Regions from separate parts of the Homo sapiens genome. Here region 1 is linked to region 2. The links are chromatin contacts, found by Hi-C or POLR2A ChIA-PET in ENCODE. All regions are on one chromosome and are shown on one strand. The core of a region is the stretch at or near the end of the contact, and the rest is flanking DNA. Distances in the headings are between cores, read along the strand shown.

Region 1 (5,455 bases), core at 2,657-5,156, 3.4 Mb after region 2:
TGGGACTACAGGTATGCGCCACTATCATAGATTTTCAACCCTACATATAAATGCAGGAGTGCATTTCAATGTGGTTTTGGTCAGATTAAGGTCTTAATAATCTAGACTTTTTTCCTTCAAAATCAGAGAATATATTGTAATTCCAATTATTCTGAGTCTTATTGGAAAATGTAAGACCACAAAAAACAAAGCTGACAAACAATATTGAAATTCACACAATATGTGTCACCCATTTCAAATGTTAGGATTAATTTATTTTCTGAGTTTTATCAATCACTATTTTTGCCCATACTAATAAGAAACAAAGTTGATAATAAAGAATTATCAGTTATCTGTTTATATGCTTCTTTTCAGATACCCTTATGAACATTTTCTGTGGAGCTAATTACTCTTTTAAAAGCTTTATTGAGATGTAATTTATGTAACATTAAAATTCACCCCTTTTAAGTGTACAATGGGTTTTTGAGTATATTTACAGTTTTGCCACTATTACCATAATCTAATTTTATCTTATTTGTGATATAATTCACAAAATTATATAACCAGAACCATTATCTAATTCTAGAATACTTTCATCCCTCTAATAAGGAACCTCATACTCATTAGCAGTCACTCCCCATTTCTCCCCAACTCCTTCAGCCCTATGCAATCACTAGTCTACTTTCCGTCTCTATGGAGTTGCCTATTCTTGACTTTTCATGCAAACAGAATCATACAATATGTGGTCTTTGTGACTGGCTCCTCTCACTTGGTATAATGTTTTCAAGGTTCTTTCATGTTATAGCATGTATCATAACTTTATTCCTTGTTTTCTCCTAATAATATTCTATTGTATGATACACCACATGTGGTTTATCCATTCATCAACTGGTGGATATTTGGGTTTCCACTTTTTGGCTATCAAGAATAATGCTGTAGGCCAGGTGCTGTGGCTCATGCCTGTAATCCTAGCATTTTGGGAGGCCGAGGTGGGAGGATCATTTGTGCTCATGAGTTCGAAACCAGCCTGGGCAACATGGCAAAACACCATCTCTACAAAAAAAATTTTTTTAAGCCAGACATGGTGGTGCGCCCCTGTAGTCCTAGCTACTTGGGGGGCTGAGGCAGGGGGAGTGCTTGAGCCCCTGAGGCTGAGGATGCAGTGAGCTGGCGCCACTGCACTCCAGCCTGGATGACAAAGCGAGACTCTGTCTCAAAAAAAAAAAAAAAAAACCCAGAATAATGCTGCTATGAACATTCACAAACAAGATTTTGTGTAGACATGTTTTCATTTCTCTTGAAAATACCTAGAAGTGGAATTACTGGGTCACATGCTAATCACTCTTTAGACCAGTAACAGGATTTTTTTCTACTTTAAAAGGTTTTTGACACAGCCAGAAAGCTGATTTTTCATAAAAATGCAAACATAAAATCCATTTGTTGGTATAATAAGGTCAAGGTGCACAAGTCTTTGCTATCAACAAAAGGTATCATATTTTCCAATTTCAGTTGAAACAGACATTCTAACATTGGTTAAGATCTTAGAATCTTGGAGTTTGTACTAGTGTACTTAATCCATATGCTGGGATAAAATTCTGTTTTTAAGCAGGAAGTATATATCCAACTCCCATGGCTGACAACTGCTTAAGAAATAAGTACACAATAAGGTTAGACTGACACAGCACAAGGAGCAAAAAATAATAATTTAAAATGTTAAGACACCGGGCTGTGCACGGTGGCTCACATCTATGATCCCAGCCCTATGGGAGGCCGAGGCAGGCAGATCACCTGAGATCAGTTCAAGATCAGCCTGGTCAACATGGTGAGACCCTGCCTCTGCCAAAAATACAAAAGTTAGCCAGGCATGGTGGTGCGAGCCTGTAATCCCAGCTACTCCGGAGGCTGAGGCACGATAATCACCTGAACCCGGAGGAGGAGACTGCAGTGAGCCAAGATAGTGCCACTGCACTCCATCCTGAGCAACACAGCGAGACTCCGTCTCAAAAAAATAAAATAGACCAGGCGCGGTGGCTCGCCCCTGTAATCCCAGCACTTTGGGAGGCCGAGACGGGCTGATCGCCTGAGGTCAGAAGTTCGAGACCAGCCTGGTCAACATATAGTGAAACCCCATCTCTACTAAAAAACACAAAAATTAGCTGGGTGTGGTGGCACACACCTGTAGTCCCAGCTACTTGGGAAGCTGAGGCTAGAAGGATCACTTGAAGTCAGGAAGTGGAGCTTGCAGTGAGTCAAGACAGCGCCACTGCACTCCAGCCTGGGCAACAGAGCAAGACTCCATCTCTCAAAATCAATGAATTAATTAAATAAATGAATTAATTAAATAAAATATTAGACACTGGTCACATGCGGTGACTCACATCTGTAATCCCAACACTTTGGGAGACCAATGCGGGTGGCTCGCTTGAGCCCAGGAGTTGCAAGACCAGCCTGGGCAACATGGCGAGACCGCGTCTCTACCAAAAAAAAAAAAAAATATATATATATATATATATATATATGTATTATATATTATAAATGTATATATGTATTATATATTATAAATGTATTATATATTATATAATACATATATATTATATATAATACAAATATATATAAAATATTAGACACCCCGATTAAACTAAATACTCATTTTCTTTCCCTAGGAGGAGTGTGTGTGTATGTGTGTGGTGGGGGGGGGTGGGTGCTGTTTCTCAAAAACATATTTCAAAAATTGGAGGCCAAGTAAGCTTCTGGTCACATTTTTTGGGTTTGTTGTTTTTTCCCAGCAATGAACACTCTAGTTCAAATATACTTCGCAAATTTTGAACAGATAATGAAAAGTTGATTGTAAAATTCTACATATAAAAAGAGCTTTAAAAACACATTTTCATTTTTTAAAAAATCAAACACCTTGTAGCAGATATTAGACATAATCAAGGGAAAACTACCAGCGTCCTACCAATCACAGCCCTAGAGAAAACGCCACAGGTCGTCCAAAAAACGCATTCGTTTGAGCCGACAGCTCTTTCCTCCCGCCAAAGCTATCCCTCGAACGTCAGAAGCTGACCCAAGGAGTGACTGATGATTTCTCCTTTTTGATTCCCCACCCCCGCCACTCCCAATCCACCTGCTTGAAGGTGTCAACGCGACTAGAAACGGTTAACAGTGACCAGCAGCAGAGAGAGAAACAAACATCCCTGACAACCCACAGCTGAGTAAGCAAGAGCTGTTTATTCACCAACGTGTTCCATTTGGAGACTGTCGGCGAGCCCTGGAAAGCCCAGGCACATTTGAGAAGGTTCCTGGAGAGGGAGAGAATCATCTTTCCTTCCCCCAACTCCCCAGCCCCAAACACACAGAGAGACTCGGGTGGAAGCTGTCTGGTCCAGGCAGTCCCTATTTGCCCGCCCCCTCAAGAAGAACCTCACGCACCAAACCAACCGACCCCTCGCGGAGGTGGTGTAATTCCCCCAAAATGGGCTCTGCCGCAGGAGAGGCTGGCTCCAGCGCCGGGGGCTTCGGAAGGAGTTTCTGCCACCCCCACTGCCGCCACTGACCGCCCCGACGCCACGGCCGGGGCCGGGGACCCTGATAAGAAATGGCCCTTCAGCCCCCTCCCCTCACCTGGCTCGGTCCCACCTGAGGGCAAGAGCGGAGGCAAAAACAAACAGGCAGGGAGGGCTGACCTTGTTGCTACCGACAGTGGAGCGGCGCATCCTGCTGCTTCCTGGAAAGCGGCCCGAAAGACATTTTTTCCCCCTGGAGGAAGGAAACGGGAGGGCGCCGGCCAGACGGCGGCAGGCGCGGAGGCGTTGGTCCGGGCGGGCTGTGCAGCCTCTAGTGGAGACGGTCCGAAGACTACATCTCCCAGGCTGCTCTGGGCCGCCCTGCGTCGTAACCCTGGCGCGCACGGAGGCGGCGACTCTTACCTCACAAAGGTAGCTCCTCCGCCGGCAGCAACTCGGCGCCCGCGGTCCATGGACCGGAACCTCGGGCCGACGGACGGGAACCCGGGCCGCGATCGCCGCCTCCCCGCCTCAGGCTCCTCCTCCTCGCTCTCCGCCGCCTCCGCCGGACTCCCGCAGGCCCTGCACCGCCGCCGCCAGGCTAGCGGAGCTGCCCCGGGAAGCTGGGTGACGGGTTCGCGGCTGCCGCCGGACTGCGGCCTACTCCGCCGCCTCTCAGTGCTATTGTCCCTGGGCCTGGCCTTGAGCGGGTCCACTGGGGAAGGCCGTGTGCGCCGGCTCCGCGGAAGATGCCGGACCAAGCCCTACAGCAGATGCTGGACAGGTACGGGCAGCTGTGGGGGGGACCGGGAGCCGCCGACCCTCGCTCTGGCCCTGCCCGCGCCCGCCCTCGAGGCTCTTGGTGAGCAGAACCCGGCGTGCCGGGAGGAGTTCCACGGCCAGGGGGCCGTGAGAGGGGCAAAAAGTTTGGAGTCTAGACCTGGGGGAGGACAGAGCGAGCGGCCTGGGTCGTAGACTTTGGGTGAAACTTAGCTAAGGAGTGGCGTCTGGTTTCCTTGGAACCCCGTTTTGACCTGAGAGGGACTCCTGTTAATCCACAAAATTAGTTTTCCTTACCCTCTTCCCCTCCCCCTTCCCCCTCCCCAACTTGTGAAGTGTTTGTCAGCGATGTCACTGGCAAGAACCGGGTTATCTTTCAGGGGAATGACCCCCTTATAATTTTAAGTCTCTGTCTGAGAACCAATGATAAGCATTCTTTTGGAAAGCCTGATAGGCTGATTTCATTCTCCCACTTTCCCTGAACCCGCACCCCCCGTCCCCCCCGCCCCATCCCGTCCCCACCTCCGAACTGTAAGGTCAGAGTATCCGCAAGGGAGATTTAACGGTCAGACCAGAGTAGAGGTTATGGAAAACAGCCAAATGAGTCCAACGCTGAACATTTAGTGTACTTGACGATCGTTGAGTTCATTGAAGACGTTTCAGCTCGTACAGGAGTCCAGTTGCCCATTCTTGGGGGGCCCCAGTCGGTAAAACTCTTTGTGAAGTCGGGTGCACCGCCCTCTGCTGTTGAAATTCTGGTCCGTGGGTCCTACCATGAGTTTTTGGAGACTCTAGATCCACATTTCCCCCGAGCCAAGTCTTACTTCCTGGCATAGCAAGTTGTACAAGCTAATTCATGATGTTTGTGGTTGCTTACAATTCTCAATAGACACCACTTGCCACCCATTTCAGCAGGTGGTACCAACTCTTTGTACTCAGTAAAATTCCAACTGTAAGGTGTTAAATGAAGGCCCTCCCTTAATTGAGTTTATACCCAGTTAAATGCTTTTGGGCCTGCCACACCCAGAACACAAATGACCCAAGGGTACACATCCTTCCAGAGTGACAGACATTTTTTTGGAGCTTAGAATTTTGAGCCATCTCAGTTAATAGGAATTATGTCACTGATTTTTTTCAGTTGAGATAACTGGTGATTCATCCAGCCCTTGTTTCAGGTCAACATCCTGACA
Region 2 (5,131 bases), core at 1,795-4,294:
CATCCATATCCAGTCAAATATGTTAGCAACTGTGATGGAGATACTAAAGGGCGTTGCAGAAGGAAATGTATCAAGATTCGTTGAAAGACGTGAGTTCTCAGAGGAACTGCTGGCCAAAGTGAGGAAAAAAGGGAAAGTTGCGCTTGTCTTTGTGGCCAGATTTCATGAGATGTATGGAAAACTGCACATCGTTGTCCAGGTCACCACTTACACTTTGGATGTTCTGCTCTGCGACATCCGTTTAAAAATGTAAGGGACGGGAAATCCCACATGTTGCCATAAAACAACAGGATGGTCACCTGTTAGACCTTCCAGGCACTGGGCCAGTCCCTGTTGGCTGAGTAAACCCTAGTTTCAATCCACCTGTGGGTATGAAGACCTGCTTCCAGTGAGTTATTGGCTTCCCTAAGAAGCAGGCATCGCACTTCAGCAGACACTACAGTGACACTTGATTTCCTCCCTAAAATCACTGAATGGTGGCATGCTGCTCTCTGAGAAGTTATGTCGTGCCACTGTGAAGATCTAGATACAAGCACAGAAAGCTCAGCTCCCTCAGAAAGCAGGCTTCCCCTGTGCACACTACTGAGGATCCGTGAAGGAACATGGTCACTGTCTCCAGTCCAGCTTCCAGTACTGGAGTGGAACCCAGTAGGCACTATCAGGAATGAATTTCACTACAAGTGTGGTCAACTCTGATTTTCAAGGGAGTAATTACTTGCAAATTATACCCTTGCTGAATTCAGGAGGTCCGAAACCCTGTTCTACCATATCAGAAAATAGCCCAGGATTTCCTCACTGCTCTGCCTTCATGTATTCTGTAACTTGAGCCCTCATTTTCTCATCTGCAAAATAATAGTGCTTATGTGTATTTGCATATAGATTTGAAATCTTCATTCAAGGTTTAGTAGGGTAAAATTGTCTCAAAAATAAGAGAAACAAAAGTTCTGGAGCAAAAAGAAATCTGGATTTTAAATTACTATTGAGATTGAATCTTTAAAAATGCAAGTAAAACTATAGGTCACTTAAAAATTCTCTAAGATAAAAGTTGTATAAATACACTGGTGCTTGCTCTTCATTAACTCAATTAATAAAAGGGAAATAAATCACACCTAAAGTTGCTATATCAGAGTTCTTGGTCACAACGCTGAAATCATTTCTGGCTAACTGAATCAGAAGAGAAATATATTGGAAAGTCGTTAAGTAGCATACCAAAGAGACAGGAAGTTTGGCAAATAAGTCTCCTTACACAGGAAGGGAAGCTTAGCAGCTGAAATTACAACAGGTGGGTCATCACACCATTCAAATAGCTCACTTAGGACACCACTGACATTGCCGCAGTGTTACCTCTGGCACTACTGTCCCTGAACACAAAACCCACTTCACAGATAATGGAGACATTTCTAAAATGTTTCTTCTTGAAACACATAATCCAGATTCAAATAACTGTACAGGAGTCTCTGAGGCTGATGTTGGGTCACAAAATGGTACTCTAGCCGCTGGGGAGCAGGGGACGATGGGTATTGGGCCATTTTGGCTTTTATGAGAATTTGGATGCTAGATAGCAAGACCATGATCAATGACCACTCTAAATACGTACGTGGAATTTTTTGTTTCATAATGCTTTTTAGGAATCTGGCTAACCTTCTTAATTACCACTGAATTTTAAATTGTCCAGTAGGTCATGAGATTATCTGGTTCAATACTGCAAACTCAAATGCCTACCATATTCTCAAATGTCAGTGAGGTGGGGGTGTATGGGAGTGGTGGGGACTGTGGAAAACTGAAGAGTGTCTTCACAGTCTAAAGGCGACACCTGCTATTCAGCTTCAGCTGATGGTTGCTAGAACTCGCCATGGACCAAATGTCTGATGTTACGATTTTACAGAAAATGTGAAAAGTCTGAATTTCTGTGAAATTTCCTAACTTCAACATTTGGAACCAACTTAAAACTAAGCAAAACAACACTGTTGCTTCTTAAAAATCAAGGCTGCAGGCTGCCTCCAACAATCAAACTCTTCATTTAAAAAAAAAAAAAGAATCCAGGGAGATGAGGCTTAAGAAGGTGAAATGCTTGAGACCAAATAACTCAGTTGGTGGCTGAGCCAGGGCTAGAATTTTGGTTTCCAGAGGAAAGGCTAACTAAGAAAAGCCAGTGTTTCCCCACCCCACTCTGCAGCCATTTCTCTCACTTGGAAGTAAGCTCCCAACCAAGCTCAAGAAAAGCGACTCTATTTCATCCAGCAGCAGCAGTCTCCATAAAATGTTTATCAGTTAATAGAACCTGTGAAGCCAATAGAAACAGCTTTCAGTGTTGGATCAGAGTTTAAATTTCAGCTTCTACTGCTTTCTAGGTGAGTAACCTGGGATAAATTATTTTACTTCTCTGTCTCTCGTTCATGGAAAAAACAAAAACAAAAACAAAAAATGAGTCCCTTTTATATACAGGGTTGTGGCAGATGGACTAAGATTTTGTGTACCGACTGCCTGACACAGTGCCAGAACTGTAGTAAGAACACCACACGTGATAGTAACATAACATCCAGGAGATATTCTAATACTTCTTATTTTCCAAGTACACACAAATTGGGGGTAGGGGGAAGGGCTAAGATGCTTAATAGTGGGCGTAGCCAGTTGTGGATAAATATCAAAAAGGGAATCCTAACATGAAGTATAAGTGGGATTTTCACCAAAACCCTATCCTTCCCCAGACTCCAGTGACAGTTTAACGGTCAGCTGCATCAAGGCTTGTGTACTGTGCAGTCTTAAAAGGCACCACTCCTGTCCATCTCGGTGAAATTGATGGTGGAGCAAAAGGGAGTTTAGGTGGTTCCGGTCTGGGGAGAAGACGTGCAGGGTTTCAGATGCGAAAGTCGCACCCAACCGCTTCACTCGGGCTCTAGGCCATCCGCAGGGGCCCTGCTTCCTTCCACCTGCGAGCTTTTTCTGCAGAATGCGGGAAGCCGCCGCCGCCGCCACAGAGGAGGGGGCGGAGGCAGAGGCGGAGGCGGCACCCAGGGGCCGGGGCAGGGGAGGCCGGGACCATCGCAGTGACAATTTATTTTCCTGCAGCAGCGGCAGCAGGGACGGTTGCTGCAGGTTCGGGGTCGGCCGGCCTGCGCGTGGGCTTGCGAGGACGCTGTTCGTCCCCTGCGCTGGGGTGTCCGACAGCGAGGAGGAGAACGACGCACGGAGCCCGCGCGACTGGAACCAGCAAAGCTCCATCTGTCGGCAGAGGAGAAGGGGGAGGAGGCACGGCCGAGGCAAACGAGCGGACGCCTCGTCGCCGGGTGCCGGTATCACCCCGCTGCAACGCCTTCCAGCAAAAGCCACCGCGGCCCGGGTTGCAGCAGCCGGACGGATGCCAAGGCCACACGGCAGCCACGGGGGCAGCCGTCGCAGTCGCCGTCCCACACGGGCTGCGGACACCAAGGGTTGCTAGTGAGTAGCGGCGCGCGCGCGTGAGTGAGAGCGCGCACCGGACGGGGAAGTGCGCACGGCGGGTGCGTCTGCCTCGTGGCCTGGCGCGCGCCGGCCCTTCCGCTGGCAGCGTCCGGTCCCGGGCTGGCTCTAGGGGAGGAAAAAATGCACTTTGGCGGCTGATCGCTTCCTTCCTGCCAGTCATGCAATCGGCCGCCTCCATCGGCGCCGCCTGTATGCGCCCCTCCGCTGGGCCCTCTGGGTTAGTTTCACCTTGATAGGGAGGCAGGAAGACCTGGCTGCTGGTGGCAGGGCGGGACTCTGGCCGTGACCTATACGTGGGTGCGCCTGTTTTTTTGGTTCAGCCCTGGGTTGCAGCCTTGGAGATGATGTCGACCTTGGGAGAGACCACTGCACTGTCTCTAGCGGCGCGGTGTGGAGGAGGGAGGGGCGAGGGTTAGAAAAACGGACCTTTACCCCGGCCGAGCAGGTGCCATGCCTTTCCAGATGATGTTACTTTTATGCCCTTTATGAGCGACTAAGACATTGCCCCTCACCTGAATAACTTAAAGCTTTCGCTGAAAGCCCCCAGTGAGATGCACAAAGAAATGGAATGTCTCCAAAACATATTTTTTTCAGAACTTTCTCTAAAACAACCCACGCTGCTGATACCCCCAGAGCCTAAGGTGCCATAATTGCTGAAGTTTAAAAGAAAATTTATGTAAGGAATAAGTAATTCAGGAAACGGAACCCAATCTAGAGGTTTGAAAAAAAAAATCAAGTGCCTGGGAAGTGGGGTGGGGTGGCTTGCTTCCTGGAAATCAGTGTTCGGTAGTAAGTAAAAAAGACAGCTTTCAAAGTAAGCCCCAGTGAGCACACTGCTTTCCAAACATCTTGCTCATTACTGACAATAACATGAAGTCCTGGATTTTAAGCTATTTCCGAAGACATAATAGATATCACTAGGATGCTTGTTTATGGTCTCATGATTTAAGGCCCTGTCAAGGTCAATAACGTAGATTTGTTCCAGCAGATAAATTATACCTGAATGTTTGATTGTTCGTGTCAATTTTTTTGAGGGTAGGTTTTGACGGTTGTTTTACACAGAAATTAAGCCACCGTGTTTTGTTTTTATCCCGACCTTGTTTCCATTGGAAATTTTGTGTTTTCAGGATGGATGCTACATTGCACTTCAAAAATATACTCTGCCACTGGATTGTAGTGGGCATTGTGTAGCTACACTATACATATCTTTATTTTTAATACAAGTTAATGTGTCGCTGAGCAGTAGGCTCTTTTTGTTTACCATTTGCACCATGAGAGCTTCTCCATTCAAAGGCATAAAATGTTATTGGAATCTACCTGCAAAATGAATTGGCTGATTGTTTTCTGTTCAGACACAGATACAGCAAATTGCCACTAAGAATCTGCTTTTGCGTATACGTTGGCTGTAATTTATGTAGCAACTGGTTCTTGGGAATTTCAAGAAGAAACTTGTTTTCTTATCCTCACCTATAAAGTAAGCACCAAAATTTAAATTATAAGGCAGATAACCTAAGTCCTTTACCTCTATCTCAACCTTCAAGGCCTGTTTCTTGGTACTCTTGCCCTGTTTCATAGGATTCTTACGGTTTGTGGGAGGCTTGGAGGGAGTAGTGAGGAACCAGTTTCCTGAGGATGTCCTCAATAGAGAGATTTGCTTCTGGAGGAGAGA

The links. A loop is a pair of places that touch in the nucleus more often than their neighbours do. ChIA-PET counts read pairs that join two places held with the same protein, here RNA polymerase II (POLR2A). Pooled maps may share reads with other maps.
Region 1: a loop to region 2 is called in a map of CD8-positive, alpha-beta T cell, with 40 times the contacts of the local background. The contact joins the promoter of MARCHF5 here to the promoter of STAMBPL1 in region 2. A Hi-C loop is called at or near these places in 1 of 168 maps with a recorded cell type or tissue (CD8-positive, alpha-beta T cell) and 6 of 50 pooled maps. POLR2A ChIA-PET finds 5 or more read pairs at or near these places in 1 of 52 experiments (activated B cell).

What each region holds. Positions count from the first base shown.
Region 1 is chr10:92,287,261-92,292,715 of GRCh38, forward strand. It overlaps MARCHF5 (membrane associated ring-CH-type finger 5), which reads left to right and starts at 3,907. Exons shown (of 6, transcript NM_017824.5): 1 at 3,907-4,269. The coding sequence starts at 4,235. It overlaps CPEB3 (cytoplasmic polyadenylation element binding protein 3), which reads right to left and starts at 3,818. Exons shown (of 10, transcript NM_014912.5): 1 at 3,666-3,818. RefSeq lists enhancers at 3,112-3,321, 4,269-4,847 and a silencer at 3,882-4,131.
Region 2 is chr10:88,877,201-88,882,331 of GRCh38, forward strand. It overlaps STAMBPL1 (STAM binding protein like 1), which reads left to right and starts at 3,045. Exons shown (of 11, transcript NM_020799.4): 1 at 3,045-3,438. It overlaps LOC124902551, which reads right to left and starts at 3,464. Exons shown (of 1, transcript XM_047426134.1): 1 at 2,534-3,464. The coding sequence starts at 3,222. The coding sequence ends at 2,695. It also overlaps the pseudogene PTCD2P2. RefSeq lists a silencer at 2,934-3,063 and enhancers at 3,644-3,753, 4,774-5,131.